Regions from separate parts of the Homo sapiens genome. Here region 2 is linked to region 1. Evidence: read pairs that join two places in POLR2A ChIA-PET (ENCODE). Cell type or tissue: PC-3. All regions are shown on one strand. Links, peaks and the distances in the headings refer to the core of each region. The heading gives the core; the rest is flanking DNA. Region 1 has its middle 120 kb from the start of SLC12A2. Region 2 overlaps CCDC192 (coiled-coil domain containing 192).

Region 1 (8,804 bases), core at 3,396-5,895:
TCTGCATTGCAAAGTATGTTGCGTAATCTCGAGAACAGTCCTATGAGATGATTTTTTTATTGGCAATTTAATCATAAAATGAAGAGAGAGATGAAGTCACCTGCTTAAAGTTCTGACAGCTAGCAAATGTGCATGAATTTGTCTTTTTCAGGTCTAGTGGTGTGAAATCAATTTTAATTATCATATCAAGTTGTCTTACATCTACCTCTGTAGACTAGTTTTGAAAAATTTGTTAAATGAGGGAGGTGGGGATCCTAAAGTTCCCTTCTAGCCCCTGAGTTCTGAGTTCTGGTTCTTGAGTGCTGTCACATATGTTTCTCCTCTCATCTTCCCAGTGCTGTAATCTGGGGGTACCAGGGTGATATGGTTTGGCTTTGCGTCCCCACTCAAATCTCATCTTGAATTGCAATCCCCATAATCCCCCCATATATAGGAAAGTGACCTGATGGAAGGTGACTGGATCATGGGGGCAGTTTCCCCCATGCTGTTCTGGTGATAGTGAGTTCTCACGAGATCTGATGGCTTTGTAAGTGTTTGACAGTGCCTCCCTCACACGCTCACACTTTCTCTCCTGCCACCATGTAAGATGTGCCTGCTTCCCCTTCTGCCATGATTGTAAGTTTTCTGAGGCCTCCCCATCAATGTGGAGCAGTGAGTCAATAAAACCTGTTTTCTTTAGAAGTTATCCAGTCTCTTTATAAATTACCCATTTCTTCATAGCAGCGTGAAAACGGACTAATGCACAGGGGTATAGAGTTTGGTGACTAGCCATTGGACACACAGGCAGTCTCTGCCCCATCTAAGCCTGGGATGCAGGTTCCTTGACTGTGGACCTTGCATTGTGGGCTATTTACTGTTTGGCCTCATCTTGCCCCTTTTCTTTGATGAGACTCAACATTTCCCTTTGGGATGAGGCACTTTCTCTCTGGCTAGGGTGGGGCTGATCCACTCAGGCTTTGATGGTGTTTATATGACTCTGGCCTGGGTTGTCAAAGTGATTGGTCCGTAAACAAAATCCTGCTCTAAGTTGGGCTAAGAGCAGGCAGCTGCAGCTTCTAGCCCCTTTGGGAGAGAAGTGTGCTTATAGTTTTAGCTTCTAGCCCCTTTGGTATGGAAGTGTGCTTTTGACTGCATTTGCTAGTGTGGCTTTTATGGACTGAAGATTCGTATACCCCCTCCACCCCCTAGTATTCATCTGTTGAAGCCCTAATCCCCAATGTGACTATATTTAGACATGGGGCTTTTACAGAAGTAATTAAAGTAAGGTAATAAGGATAGGGCCTAGATCCCACAGGATGAGAGTACATAGAAGAGGAAGAGAAACCAGAGGTTGCTCCCTCTCCACATGCTTGCACTGAGGAAAGGCATGCACTGTGGACAGAAAACACAGCGGGTGGCCAGGTGCAAATCAGGAAGAGTCCTCACAGGAACCAAACCTTGCTGGCACCTTGATCTTAGACTTCTCAGCTGCTGGAACTGTGAGAAATACATTTCTGTGATTTAAGCCACTCACTCTAATGGTATCTTACTATGGCAGCTTGAACTAACACAGTGGTAAAAGGTCAGCTGGGGGCTACTAGTCATCATCTCTGCCACCAAGTGAGAAAGCCAACAGAGGCAAGAAGAGCTGAGAGTGGGAGTGACAAGGGGTGTGGACCCCTGGACTGTTCATGATCCAAGCCAATACGTTTTAACCAGCTTTGATATATCGTTCATATACAACTTCCCCTCTTAAAGTGTATAATTCAATGGATTTTTATATATTCACAGATATATACACAGGTGCAACTATCACCAGAGTCATATTAGAATATTTCTCTCACCTCAGAAAGAGCCCCCATTTCTTCTGTTTACTCCCCTATGTTCCCATCCTTCCCAGCCCTAAGCAATCACAAATCTACTTTGTTTAACATTTGCCTATTCTGTATACTTCATATAAACAGAATAATATGGCTTGTGTGTCCGGCTTCTTTTACTTAGCATAATATTTCCAAGTTTCATCCATGTTATGGTGTATGTCAGTACTTCATTTCTATGGCTGAATAATATTCTGTCCTATGGATATATGACATTTTGTTAATCCATTCATCAGTTGAATGTTTGGATGTTTCCACCTTTTGTCTATTAGGAATATTTTGTGTTCATTTATGTAGATATGTTTTTATTTTTCATGAGTGGATTTGAATGGAACTTCTCTTGACTAGAATTCCACCTTAAGAACGAAATCACTGACTCATATGACCATGTTTAATTTTTGAGGAATTGCCAGGCCTTATTCCAAAGTGGCTACATTATTTACATTCCCACCCACACTGTATGAGGGGCTCTGATTTCTCAATATCCCTGCCAATACTTATTAATATCCAACTTTATTCATTCTAGCCATCCTAGTAGATGTGGTGGTATCTCACTGTGGTTTTGATTTGCATTTCCCTGATGAATAATGATGTCAAGCATCTTTCCATATGTTTATTGACCATTCTGTATCTTCCTTGGGGAAAGGTTTATTCAGATCCTTTGCCCATTTTACTTTATACATTCTATATACAAATTTCTTATCAGAACTTTTCCTTTGTTTTGCTTGTGCTTTTTATGTTAAATGCAAGAATTTATTGCCAAATCTAAGGCCATGAAGATTTGTCCTTAGGTTTTCTTCTAATAGTTTTGTAGCTTTAGCTTCTATATTTAGGTATTTAATTCATTTTAAATTAATTTTTGTATATGGCATGAGATAAGAGTTGAGCTTCATTCTTTTGCTTGTGGCTATCCAGCTGTCCCAGCACCATGTGTTGAAAACACTCTCCTTTCCCTATTGAATGGCCTTGACATCTTTATTGAAAATGAAAATGAGTCGACCACAAACACAAGGATGTATTTCTGAACTCTTAGTTCCGTTCCACTGATCCTTGTGCCAGTACCACAGTGTCTTGATTACTGTTGCTTTATTGTAAGCTTTGAAGTCAGAAAATGTGAGTGCATGCACTTTGCTTATATTTTCAAGATTGTGTTGGTTATTCTGGTTGACTTGCAATTTTGTATGAATTTTGAAGTCAGCATGTCAGTTTCTACAAAGAAGTCACATGGGATTCTGATAGAGATTATGTTACATCTGTAGATCAATTTGGGGAGTTCTGCTATCTTAATGTTAAGTTTTCTGATCCATGAACATGGATGTCTTTCAATTTATTTAGATTCTCTTGAGTTTGTTTCAACAACATGTTGTGGCTTTCAAAGTATGTTTGGCATTCTTTTTTGTTAAATTTATTCCTAGGTATATTATTCTTGTTGAAGCTATTGTGAATGGAATTGTTTTCTTAATATTATTTTTGAATAGATCATTCCAAGTGTGTAGAAATACAATTTTTGTATTTTGAGCCCATCTATATTTGTTTACCTTAATTCTGCTTGAATTGTGTTTTTGGTATTTGGAACTGAAAAAATGCTGTATTAGTCCGTTTTCACGCTGCTGATGAAGACATATCTGAGACTGGGAAGAAAAATAGGTTTAATGGACTCACAGTTGCACATGGATTGTGAGGAAGGCCTCACAATCATGGCGGAAGACGAAAGGCACTTCTTACGTGGTGGCAGCAAGAGAATGAGAAAAAAGTGAAAACAGAAACCCCTTATAAAGCCATCAGATCTCCTGACTTATTCACTCACACAAGAACAGTATGGGGGAACTATCCCCATGATTCAATTATCTCCCACTAGGTCCCTTCCACAACATGTGGGAATCATGGGAGAACAATTCAATATAATATTTGGGTGGGGACACAGAACCAAACCATATCAAATGCTAACCAATACTAGACTGTGCCATAACTGGAATCCCCAAAAATCTGGGATGTAGAAATATATATGACAGTGTTTATAAAGAGCTTTCACATGACTTTATTTGATCCCCACTTACTTTGGGAGATGTGCAAAGCAGTATTTTTATCTGTATTTTAAAGATGAGGAAATTGAGGCTTGAGAGAAGCTAAATGACTCACCTAACCCTCAGCTTAGTAAGTGGTTCTTAGCAAGCCATAACCGTGGTCTTCTGACCCCTGTACCAAAGCCTTTCATGTAGCCTTAACCCCCATCTTCTGACCCCCATACCAAAGCCTTCCTGAAGGGCTCACAGAGCCCAAGAGAGGTACGTTGTTGCCACTCTTCCTCTTTTTAAGAGACAGAATCTTGCTCTGTTGTCCAGGCTGGAATGCAGTGGTGCAGTCTGAGCTCACTGCAGCCTCAAACTCCTGGGCCCAAGTGATCCTGCCACCTAAGCCTCCCAAGTAGCTAGGACTACAGGCACAAGCCACCATGCCCAGCTAATTTTTAAAATTTTTTATAGAGACGTGATCTTGCTGTGTTGCTCAGGCTGATCTCAAACTCCTGGCATCAAGTGATCCTCCTGCTTTGGCCTCCCAAAGTGCTAGGATTATAGTTACAAGCCTCTGTACCTAGCGAGAGATACTTTTCTGATGGGTCTGCCAGGAAGCAAGGGTGGAGAAGGGAAGCATTGCCTCAAACAACAATATAGAGCAGAGGTGTTCAATCTTTTGGTTTCCCTGGGCCACATTGGAAGAAGAATTGTCTTAGGCTACACATAAAACACTAACAATGGCTGATGAGCTTAAAAAAATTACAAAAAAACTCATTTTAAGAAAGTTTACAAATTTGTGTTCGGCCGCATTCAAAGCCATTCTAGGCCACATGCAGCCCATGGGCCATGGGTTGGACAAGCTTGATAGAGAAGCAGAGTCTCAGAAAATGAGTCATGACTGAGGTAGAAGATCAAGGAATTAAATTCTAGTGCTCACCCTAAGGAAAAATGAATACTTATCAACTGGAGAAACTTTTTTTTAAGGCTTCATTCTAAAGAGCATGGAAAATAAAACCTCACTCTCCCCTGTCCCAAAATAAGTATTTGTGGTAGATAATGTATACTATTTTAGGGACTTTACAAACTTTATAAACTACAAGGCTGAGAGCTAAGAAGCCCAATTGGCTCTGCAACTCTTTTACTTAACATAATTATAATGAACGTTGAGTCAAAGGCAATTTAGTACAGTGTGTACTGCACTTGGTATATTTCTAAACATGGGAATTAAGGCCAAGGAGGGAAGGCCATTACTTGGCCCGAATATTGAAAACTTTCTTTGTAATTGCACTCTGCTGTAGGTCATCATTTTTTAGTTTAAAAACTGTTTCAACCATATTTTCATGCTTCAGTAGGACTATGATAAATATCATTGTATGTATTAACAGTGTCTGTCAACACGAAAAGGAAGAATGGATCCAAAACTCTCCATCTAGCTCTTAATTCAATCAAACTGAAATTGCTCCATTTAAAAAATAAATGTGTTTTCTTTTAGTTCTTACTTATAGCAGATAGTGATGGGAGACAGTAGGCAGTACCAATAGTACCTGTTTTTTGGTTGCCAGATCTCCTGTGATGGGCAGGGCTCACAACCAGAATGCCAATCTTCTTGTGGTTCACCAAAAGAAGGAGTGTCAGTGATGGAGGTGGAAGCCTGTACTCCATTTCATAATAATCTGTGGTTGAGAGAGATTAGGAAATTCCTCATTCATTAGAAGCCTCACCTATTACAACTAATAACATTTTGTAATGATTCCATGCCCGTTTGAGAACTAGAAATCCTGTTTATGATTATTGATTATTGCATATGAAGATTATAACACAAAGAAATGATACATGTTGGATGTCATATTCTAAATACCCTGATTTGATCATTACACATTGTATGCATATATTGAAATATCATATCTACCCCATGAATATGTAAAATTACTATGTACCAATAAAAATACATTTTTTAAACTGCAAAAAAAGATTATAAAGAAGTTTTTGTATTTAGAAACATGTGCACATATATTCACCTCTATAAACCTAAGATGATGGCAGAGAGGGCATAGATAAAAATATTAAACCCAAGTTGAAAGTTAAGCTGGCATTCAGAAGACAATGATCTGCAGTATTGAGATAGACTGTCTACTACATGCAGAGGCCTGGAGTTCAGAACAGGAGGCTGAGGTAAGAAAGATACCCATGCTCAGTCCAAAAGCTGACAAATATAGTACACACTCCATACTATCACTGTCCAATGTCACAGTGACACCCAACTGAGTGGGTAAAAAGCTTCCAGCAAGGCCCACCAAGCTGAAGTGCTTTCCTAGTCTGCTCCCATCAAGAGTTCTGTGGAGGACAGCCCTACTGCTCTCCAGTACAACTTGACCAGAACAAAGGCTCAGAACAACTTAGACCCCACCTGCCACCAGTAGGGAATTCTCTCCTTCTCCAGCCAGGAGAGGCAGCCAGCTTGGTTAGAGCAAAGAGTTGGTCTTATGCTCTATTCTTCCCCTTTCCCTTTCTTGTATCCCATGGAGCTGAATGAAGAGCTAGAAAACAGCTCTGTTCTTATTTCAGGTAATTTTTCCCCTTCCTCCTGCCACATACCCAAGAGAATAAGCTCCTTTCCTCCCTATTGCCTTGGAACAGTTCCTTACACATCACTGATTCTTAATGAATTGTGTTAAAATGAATCTGTAATCAACTTTGCTATGCTCATGGGTCTGTTTACCACAACGATACTGACAACGAAGGGTAGTTTTGTGGTTGCTTTTCCATTTATGTGTCTACCTGGTTTTGCTTTAAAGATGAGGAAAAAATTATTTCTTGCCTCTTCTAGCTGAAGCCCTGAGTACTGATTAAGAGTTTATTTGGGACCAGGTGCAGTGGCTTACACCTGTAATCCCAGCATTTTGGGAGGCCAGGGTGGGAGGATTGCTTGAGCCCAGGAGTTCAAAACCAGCCCGGGCAATATAGGGAGACCCGGTTTCTATAAAAGTTTATTTGGCCTTTGGGAAATGTCTATCCCAGGTAATAGTGGCCAGTTTCTTGAGAGATTACCAAAGGCTGAGTCAATAAAATCCCTCAAAAAATTACAAATGTATTTATACAAGAAAGCAAATGAAAGCATCCAGGAAAAAAATGTTCACAAACACAAATTCAAAAACATACAAATTAAAGCAAATTTGAGGTGCCACTTACAACTAAAGAAACATCATAACATGATAATATATACTAATGTGTTTGTAGTGAATCTGACTTATTTCTACAACAGCTTAGGAAGTGATATGACAATACTAATGAATGTCTACTGACAGTATTTCAGGGAGCGCAACTCCGCAATGTAAATGGTGGCCCTGTAAACAAAAGTGTTTTTATCCAATAATCTTTGCTCCTGGAATTTTTTCTGAACCTCAAAGGGCACATAGAACAGGAGATTAAAGTTCATGGCATGCTCAAAAACAATTGAGTTCTTCACCAGCAATCCTCAAAAAAGAAAATCCTAAAGGTTGTTCTTGAGAATAGAAATACATTAAATTCAGAAAGAATGGCTTAGATATAACAATAAATAAAGAAAAAAGAAAATGGCTAATATATGGGTAAAACTTACTAAGTATTGACCCTAACTAGCAATAATTTCTTATGTGGATTTTTTAGAAAGTAAGAATTAAATCAATGACTAAAATATAAATTTGACTGGGCATGATGGCTCATGCCTGTAATCCCAGCTACTTAGGAGGCTGAGGTGGGAGGATCACTTGAGGCCAGGAATTCAAGGCCAGCCTGGGCAATATAACAAGACCCTATCTCTACGAGAAAGTTAAAAAAAAAAAAAGGAAAGAAAGAAAAAAAATTGAGCCAGGCATGGTGGCTTGTGCCTATAGTTCTAGCTACTGAGGAGGCTAAGGCAGGGGGATTTCTTGAGCCTAGGAGATCAAGGCTGTAGTGAGCTATGATTGAGCCACTGTACTCCATCTTGGGCAACAGAGTGAAACCTGTCTCTAGGGGGAGGAAAAAAAGGATATCTTCCAAATTAAGAGAAGGAAAAAGGTAAAAAATTCTCAAGCAATCTCCAAAAAGGAAATATGGAAGGAACAAACAAAATACAAAATTGTAATTACACTAAAGCCATATGGGTCATATCCTCCAGTTAAAAGAAAAAAGAATGCTTGTTTAGAAAAACAAAAAAAAACCCAACCATATGTTGTTTAACAAGAGATAAATCTAGATAATATGAATATGAATACATCTAAATATAAATATTTAGATACATCTAAATAATATAAATATATTTATATTATTTATATATTAAATCTATATATTATACATCTAAATAACATAATTTAGATACATCTAAATAATATTTATATTATTTTATTATATAGATTTATTTATATAAATTTATATATTTATAAAATTATATATATTTTAATATATAAAATATATAATTATATATAAATATATATAATTATATATATAATAAAAATACATAAAATGATTATATTTAGATACATCTAAATAATATTAATGATAAATAGTTGAGATTAAAATGATGAAAGAGTATACCTGATAAAAGTATAAAGAAAAGAAGACTGGTGTGGTCTATATTAATATCAGACAAAAGAAACTTTCAGGCATAAAGCATTACTTAAAAATAAAGTTGCTCTTGAATGATAAAAGGTTTAAGGGAGAGATAAAATAACTTAAGATTTGCATGCATTTAATAGCATGTATGATAGAGGAAATGAAATCAGTATTTCCAAGAGATATCTGCACTCTCATGTTCATTGCAGCTAATAGCCAAGATATGAAAAAGACCTAAGTGTCCATTGACAATGAATGGATAAAGAAATTGTGTTGTATATGTATATACAATGAAATATTATTTCACCTTAAAAAGGAAGCAAATCCTGCCATTTGCGACAACATGGATGAACCTGAGGGT
Region 2 (8,804 bases), core at 2,919-5,418, 390 kb before region 1:
GAAATAACCAAGCTTAGGAAAAGTGTTCAAAGATGGTTGGCAGGCAAAAAGAATGCTATAGTTCCATCACACCCAGTAAGTTTGTGGGTCTCAGATAAAAGAAAATCAAGGCAAGTTCAACTGTAGGCTGGAAAAATATTAGAGTTCTTAATGATTGACTTATTCCATGCTATTTGTTTCTTTAAACCTTGTCCTTCAATATATCTGGATTTAAATTTGTCAAACAAAGGTGATAATGTGATATTATTAGTTATTCATATTGTTAACATTTTTCTTATGAATCATAATTGATTGGATGCTGTGATAGTCTTTCTTTTCCACCTATTACCGGGTGCAATGTCACACCTGTTGGCAGTTGGTGGCTTACAGGTACAGTGCCTTGGAGGAAATAGTGACACCCTAATAAAGTGATTCTCAAATTTAGTGAGTCTTAGGTTCACCTGAAAGCCCTATTTAAAATACAGGTAGAAGAGTTAAAATATGACCCAGCAGTTCTGTTCCTAGGTATATACTGCAGAGAATGGAAATATGTCCACACAAAAGCTTGCACAAAAATGTTCATGGCAACATTATTTACAATAGCAAAAAACTGGTAACAACTCAAATGTCCAGCAATTGATGAATGGATAAACAAAATGTAAAATATTCAACTAATGGAATATTATTTATCCATAAAAAGGAATTCTGGTTCATACTACAACATGGACAAACATTGAAAATACTGTGTTAAGTGAAAGAAGCCAAAAACAAAACTCCACATATTGTAAGATTCCATTGATTGAAAATGTCCAGAATAGGTACTGGTTGCCATTGGCCTGAGGGGGTGAGATGGATAAGGAGTGAGGGAGTGACTGCTAATGGATATGAATTTATTTTTGTATTTATGAAATGTTCTGGACTCCGTAGTGATAGTTGCACAACTTTGTGAATATACTAATATTGCTGAATTGTACACTTTAAAAGGATGACTGCTATATCTCAATAAAAAATAAAAATGAAAACAGATTCTTGAATTATTTCCCAAAGAATCTAAATGCATATCTAGGATGAGGGCTGGAAACATGTATTTTTATTTGGATGCAGCTGATCTCTGAACCACGCTTTTAGAAACATTGCATCTAGTCCTTACATGTGTAAATCTCCTAAGCTATGACATTGTAGAAGTAGTCATACAAATCCACAATTCTTCAAAGTTCATGACCTTGCTTTAGAAAATATCCGTAAAAATAGTACAAATTACTATCAGAAGAGTCTTCAGAATAAAGTATATGAAAAAACCCAGCATAGCTTTTTCCCAAATCACTGCTCTAAAATCAATGGGCGTAGTGATTTTTAATCAACATGATATTTACATATTTTTTTGCTTATAACCTGCTTGCACTCTGGAATAAATAAATTGCTACCTCTTAATGTCACTTGATAAGAGTCTAAAATACTTGAATTTGAATATATAAATCCATTAATTTAGCAAAATTTTAACATCAGTCTTATGCATTGGGTTGACATACTAAAGACTGAGTCTCTAGGACTTTGTCATCTAATGCAGAGGTTTTCAACCTTGGCCACCATTGAAGTCAACTGGGAAACATTTTTTTTAAAAAACGAATCCTGGGTTCTACTCCTAGACATCCAAAATTCTATTGATTTGGAGTACAAACAAGACATGGGGACTTTTAACATTTCCTCAAGTCATTCTAATGTGCAACCAAAGTTTGGAATTACTGCTATCAAGAAGAGATTACATAGAGACCCCATACATAGGTCTTATAGCACATTATGACAAGTGGAATGATCGTGGCTGTCAAAAATTACTATGAGAATTCAGAGGAACCATCCCTAACCCAGGGTGGAGCTGGAGACTGCTCCAAGAAGCCATCAGGTATGCCAGTGATACCTGAGCTGAGTATTAAATTAGGGAGAGGAACTGTCCAAGGGAAGATGGGGGTGGGAGTGATCTAGGCAGAGGAAGTAGCCTGTACAAAGGCAAGGAGAGTTGAAAGAGCCTGGATGTTAGCTAGGGGAAAGGACTGGTAAGGAAAATCCCAAAAGGCATGTCACATATTTTATAGCTGGCTACAGCCATTGGAAGTTTCCTCAGAAACCAACTTGAGTTGGCAATGCTGGGACTTTCAGGTCATGACATCTTCTTGCTTTGTTTCATTTGAGGAAAGGCAACAACTCCTTAATACCCCACATAATGGATTCATAGTAGAAAAAGAAAACCTAGCAGTGCTGGGCTCTTCCTGTGAGATTATTAACTGTTGAAAGGGATCCTAGCTTTCATTATTTGTAAACTGTTTCATACATGTCTACCCATATCCATTTCAATGTCACTTTTCCGGAAGTCCCTGAAACCCATGGCTCCAGATAAAGACCCCCTACTGTCCCTAAATTAAGCCACCATTGAAAGCAAGGAGGGTACACGCTAAGGCAACTACTAGGAAGCGCGCTAACAACGACTTTCCCTCAAGAGATGCCTGCTTCTTTCTTATCCCCAAAAGAACTTCAGGGCTTGGGTAGGCACCACATAATTATGTCAACAGACTCTGCTCTAGGTTCCTGACTCTGTATTCTTACTCTCTCCCCAGTCAGATTGCCATACAAATACAGGCGGTTCTCAGGTAGGGTAAATAACCATGTTATTTCCACAGGAATATTTGAGATTGTAGGGAGGTTGCCTTTATCTGGCAGGGTGGAGTCAGTGATGTGATAATATATGTTATCTTTTTTGAGTCTGGGTGGTCACTTCCATCATGTGACTTTAAAGACCTAAAATGAAAGAAGTTTACATCTTAGCAAACATTTAATGCCACAGTGAAAGATAGCATGGGAGCCAAACCCTCTGATGGTTGTTTCTTTTTAGATGTCTTTACTTCTAAAATGAATCTATTTTATAGATTGCACCATAGATTCTGAAATCCTTTCATGAAGAAGTTTGCTCTTTCTTTAGACCACCACCACGATCCCTATAAAACAATTTACAGGGAGATTCAATAGCAGGTCCAAGGTTAGAGAATCATCTTTGTCATACTTTAGGCAGAAGGAGGTTTAGACTCCTGCTCCTCTGCACAAATGAATAGTCCATGGTCTATAAGGTGCTTGCACTTGCACAGGCAGCCTTAGTTTCCATTCTCAGGGATTATCTTTATCCTTGTTTGTTTTCACAAAGTATTTTAAAGCACACACGCACACACACTCTCTCACACACGTACATCTCTAATATTGAAACTTAACCTTAGCATTTCATCTTCATACTCTTACTGATTGTGTTATTTTAAATGTTCTTATTTTGAGCAGATAATGCTGTGAATTATGTGTGTGAGACTGAACAAAGATAATTTCCCTTAGAACTTTTTCTGTACATCTATGACATTTCATTCTTATTACATTTCTAAATAGGTTATTCTTTAAAACAATTTTACTCAGCCTTTGCTCTGCAACCACAAAATATAGCCAATGAATATTTGGCCAGAAGGTCAATAATATAAAGGCATATAAATTTTAAAATGTCGGCTGGGTGTGGTGGCTCACGCCTGTAATCCCAGCACTTTGGGAGGCCGAGGCGGGTGGATCACCTGGGGTCAGGAGTTCACGACCAGCCTAACCAACATGGAGAAACCTCGCCTCTACTAAAAATACAAAATGAACTGGGCATGGTGGCACATGCCTGTAATCCCAGCTACTCAGGAAGGCTGAGGCAGGAGAATCGCTTGAACCCATGATGCAGAGGTTGAGGAGAGCTGAAATCACACCACTGCACTCCAGCCTGGGCGACAGAGTGAGACTCCATCTCAAAAAATATATGTATCTAAAATAAATAAATTTTAAAATGTCTTCCTTCTCCTTCCTACTTTCTCACTCCCTATGTTAACGATACATACTTTCTACACTCTATAACATAGAAAAACACATATATACATGTTATTTTTTTTAAGTTGATTTTTTGTTTGTTTTTACAAAAATGTGATCTTCTCTATGTATTACTTTTCAAATATATGTATCATCTGTTTCCTTTATCAGTTTGTCAGACATACTTACAACATGACTTTAAATGATATAATCGTAAACTAGTGAAATGTCTACCAAGGATTAATTTAATCTAAATATATTTTAATATAAAAATGTCTCATTAAGTTCGAGATCTCACTTTCCATCTTCCCATGCTCTCTGGTCTCCATCTAGCTAGTCCTTTTCAAACATCATTTTTTCCTCCCATCCCTATAGTATCCACACACTACATGTACACACACACATATACACACACACTGGAAGCTCAGGCAGGCAGAATTCATAGTAACATTGAGTGATGACTAACAGCTAGTGGTGTGCTGGTAAATGTTTAACAACCAGCTTTGGTGGAAGGTGGATGATTTATAGTGTTTGCCTATTTCTGTGGTTTAAATGCATCCTTTCGACATGGCCTTTTTTGAGCTACTGATGTTAGATCAACCAGTTCACATTTCCTGAAATTTTAACAACTGGCTTTCACAAATCTAAATGAGCTGGCTTCAGGCTGCCACTGACAGAGGTTATGTTGTCAACAATAGAAGGTGCTATGATTTATATAAAGTATCCTGTTGTTGGTGGAGAAACTCATCTAGGGGACAGCCTCTTTTTCAGGAAATCCAAAAAGTCATCCCAGACCTCTGCCTTGATCCAAAGTTGACAAGAGACTGGAGAATTCAACTTTCTAAGGATCCCATGAGTCCCTTTTAAATACTTTAGGGATCTTTAATGTAGCTCCCAATCTGGCAACTAAGCTTTTGTGAACTTTATGCGCTTGTCTCCATTTTACCAATGTTGAAGCTAAGAGTTTGCCCAGGCATCCTGCAGGAAGTCTTAAAGCCCAGCTCAGAACCTATTGTCCCTGGCCTCTGGAATTCAGAGTTATAGAAAAAAAGGGAACCTGGGAGATCAAGTACCTCCTCAGGTGGTCCTTAGACCCAATGATGTTTGAAGACCCTTTCCTAGTAGGTGACTATTTCTTCCATGGCAGCATAACTATAACTGCCATAAAGACCCTGAGATAGAAGGTGGTACCCAGAAAGTGTGCAACAGAAGGGCTAACATAACATCCAGCCAACTATGAATCTTCCCACACAACTGAATTATGAAGTTAACTGTAAATATCTCACAAGCTCTATTGGCTAAAAAAGTTAAATCAAGGGACAATAAAGGGAAGATTTAAAGAAATTAAAATGTAAACACAGGTTAGTAACTACTGAACTCTGGCATTTTCCTCCGCTACTTTTAATTAGTTGTCTTCATGCTTTTTGCCTAAGAAACAGGAACTTGCCACTGCAACTCCAGGGACAACATTCTGGGCTTGGTAGGTCCCTGCCTTAGACACGTAATCAGAAAACACTGAAAACTGTTTGCCCTTCTCAGAGCGAAGGGCCTTTCACATTGTCCCTTCATACACTGCTGAGGCTCAGGACCATGGCTGCTTTCAGGCTGTGTCCTCTGAAGAAAGCCTTTTCTATTTCTCATCCCTTTTGGGGTTCAATCTGCCCATGGGTCTTAGGAAACAGAGAGATTAGAAACAGTTAACAGCATTGCTTAAAACCTCATTCATTCCTTTCTAAAATATTTACAGGATGCCTATGGCAGGACATAGCAGTAAGCAAAATAGACTAAATCTCTATCCTCAAAGAACTTATGTCCTAGTGGGGTTAAAAAAAAGACAATAAGCAAATAAACTTGTAAATATATGAAATATCAGATGGTTAAATGGCTAAAAAGAAAAAGAAAAACAGACTATGAAAAGGGAGAGGGGTTCTGGGAGAGGGTGTGCAATTCTTTGCCATGATGTGGTCAGGAAGTCCTCACTGGTGAGTGGATGTCAGAGCAGTGATGTTCAGGGAGTCAGGAAGAGAGCTCTAGGAGCAACTGTGGAAGGACGCTCCCTCAGAGGCTCCAGGAAGGACAAAGATCATTCCTTTAGGGGTCCTAGGAAAGATTTCAGGGCACAGGTCTCTGCAGTCTATGATTTCCAAAGGATAACGGATAAAATGGCCCTCAAGCGTGAAGTGCTGTTGCTGCAGGGTTGGAGGCTCTGCCCAAGTCCTCAGGCCCCTGAGGCCCAGTGAGTGACACCTAGCTTCAGGGTTAGACCATGTCTGCCTTGTAGGCTGGATATCTTCTTGTGGTTCCAGGTCTTAAGACAAGGTTTCCAGGGAGAGAAAGAACCAGGGCCCTCTCAACGCTCCTCAAGAAACGCCCCAAATCCACAAAAACACCACATTACTCTCTGATGAAGATAACCCTGCCTATCAGCTCTGCATCGCAAGAGGTCAGCCCAGGCAAACCTGCTACTCCCCAAAAGCATCTCTCATGGGGTTTTATTGATTTGTGCTTCTCCTCTGAGTACTTGCTGACAGCAATAGTGCAGCGACAGTAATCTCATTGTACAGGTGTCTCTCCCACACTTTGTACGGGTCAAGTCTGTCTTTTCAAATCTGTGGGTACAGGTGATGTTGACAGAGCCTGGAGCTGTTTACAACTCGCCTCTTTCCTCTACCATCTGCCCAGGTCTTGGGTCAGAGAGAATCCCTCTGCTTTTGATTGTTGAGTGCCAGGTTGATCTATTTGCCCTTGAGATCATCCAGAAGTCTCCATTATGCCACATGAGTGGGTGTCACATTTTAATAGATTCTTAACATATTCTTCTCTCACCACTGATTTTACTTATTCAATTTCCCACACTGAAGACTATTTTATTAATGAACTACCCTTTCTCCACCTATGAATTAAAGGTGGCTAAACTCTACTAGGCCAGCTTTCCCCTGTGCCAGCCAATAAATTTCTATTTTCAAGCCTTGTTGGAGTTTCTGCCTTATATCTAAAAAACCATTTAACAGGTGGGACTGTTCTCATTGGAAAGAGCTGTCCTCAAAGCTTCATTCCCTCTCTGACCTCCAGAGTCACCCTAGGGTCACCCTGAGAGTCCTTCTTGTAGGCCTCAAAGAGGTCAAAGGATTTTCCTTAGTGCCTCTCTACAATCGTGTTTCAGAAGTGTTATTAAAATTGGTGAAAGGCTTTCTGTTCCAACTGTGCCTACACAAAAGAATCATTATTAATTGGACCTTTAGTTGCCAACTGACCAATTTTTTCTTTGCTGATGGAAATCATGGGCTTTTCCAAAATGTGCAGTCCTCATGTCACCTAGCACAACAGGCCAACCAGAGGCCACATCAGCTGTGTGTGCACCTCCACCCAATAGCAAGGTTTCTAACCATGAAGCACACTCAGGGAAGAAATGAGAGCAAACTAATGAAAGGCCAAAAACTTCTATTACTACTGCTTGCCCTTAGGGAAATATTAGGCCTAAAGGAGCCTATCTTCAAGGACAGGATGAAGGTTAAAAGATGTGCTTCCCTTAAGAAAACAATTAGCAGCTGTGCTAGGGTTTCCTTGAGACACTAACAATAATATCAACAACTTCTTTCTTAGCTGTTAGAAAGGAAAGAAAAAGGATAGTGAGAATAATGTAACCTTTAGTTTTGATTGAGAAAGGTACCGGAATTGCTCAATGTCCCATGAAATCCATTTGAATGGATCCTGTTTAAGCGTGCCAGCTGGAAGCAATATTATTTATAAAAGCAACAGGCAACATTCAGTAAGGAAACAGAACCTGTGAAATAATGTGGAAAAATTTTATTTCTAAACTTCCATTCTTAATGCTTTTCTCACTGGGGGTTTATATAAATTAAACAGATTTTGTTTGAGTATTTCCAAAACTCCCCAAATCTTTCACTGAATGGAGTGCTTTCTGAGCACTTTTTGCATGGAATTTCACAGACCCAAGGATAGAGATACAGCTGGGAAGATTTTGGATATCATTAAATTTAGAAATTGCCTCATAGATCAAGAAGAAGTCAGAATCTCTGTTTAAAAATCCATTGTGATTGCTGGAGCATGGGAGCCCTGTGGGCTGTGTAGGATGTAGGATCACCTCAGCGTGCCTTGCCTTCTCTCCTCAGGCTCCTGAGGGTCACTCTGTCTTAGAAAAGAGAATATTCAGGAAGTCACAGAGCTCCTTAGGAAGTAGCCTATTTTTCACCTCCTGTGCTAAGATAAATGGTGACAAATACTTGAATCCAAACATGGTTGTTTCGAGAGAAGCAATGAAAGGGATTAAAAGTTTTTAATATGGGAGAAGACTAGGTTGGTAGTTGTTCAAGCACACAAACTTCATCTTTAAGATAATCTGGATACCTAAACTGGAATGCCACAATAGCGCTGTCAAACATTTTGACCAGATTTTGATACTCTTAGAAAACAAAAAACTAAGGTATCTTCATCAAGTGTTTTCTTGAAGAGTTTTAAGGAGTATTGACTAAGAATGGATAATCACTTAGAAAAGGTTTGAGAATAGCATTTACTTATTTTCTAATCTATTAAAACACATTAATATAAAAGCACATCATCCACAATGGCATAGAGTAACAGTTCAGAGAAACAGTCTAGAAGCTAACAAGTTGTATTAGTGGTATCTGTCTTAGATCATCAAGAGTACAACTTTTGAAATATGACTTAGAGCTAAAACTCTGAGTAGAAATATCTCCTCATCAGTCATAAATGGTGACTTTCAGGTCAGCAGGAGCCTTAGAGACCATTTTGTTCAAAGTTGATGCAAGACTGGAACCTCTCAGCAGCATCCCAGTACTTCAAGGACAGCCCACTCTGCTCCATCAGGAATTTCTCCAGTTCTTAGAGGTTTATATCCCTCCATTCATGGCATGAGTGGCTGAAGCTGTCTCCTGGACATGACACTTGGGTTTTCCAGAAAGGTCCACACCCCT

Evidence for each region. ChIA-PET counts read pairs that join two places held together with the same protein. Peaks named below come from ENCODE experiments on the same cell type or tissue, not always from the same donor. Only the 100,000 strongest peaks of a DNase experiment are listed, where the experiment ranks them.
Region 2: POLR2A ChIA-PET joins it to region 1 with 6 read pairs; 2 of 35 experiments call an interaction of 5 or more read pairs at or near these places.

Annotation. Positions count from the first base shown.
Region 1 is chr5:128,202,524-128,211,327 of GRCh38, forward strand. No RefSeq gene overlaps it. Among named protein-coding and RNA genes, the nearest start is that of SLC12A2, 120 kb to the left of the region's middle. In PC-3, for the core only: no CTCF peak of the experiment used is centred there; no DNase peak of the experiment used is centred there.
Region 2 is chr5:127,816,789-127,825,592 of GRCh38, forward strand. The region is part of intron 5 of CCDC192 (coiled-coil domain containing 192); the gene reads left to right. Among named protein-coding and RNA genes, the nearest start is that of CCDC192, 120 kb to the left of the region's middle. In PC-3, for the core only: no CTCF peak of the experiment used is centred there; a DNase peak (open chromatin) is centred at 4,363; H3K27ac peaks cover 473 bases.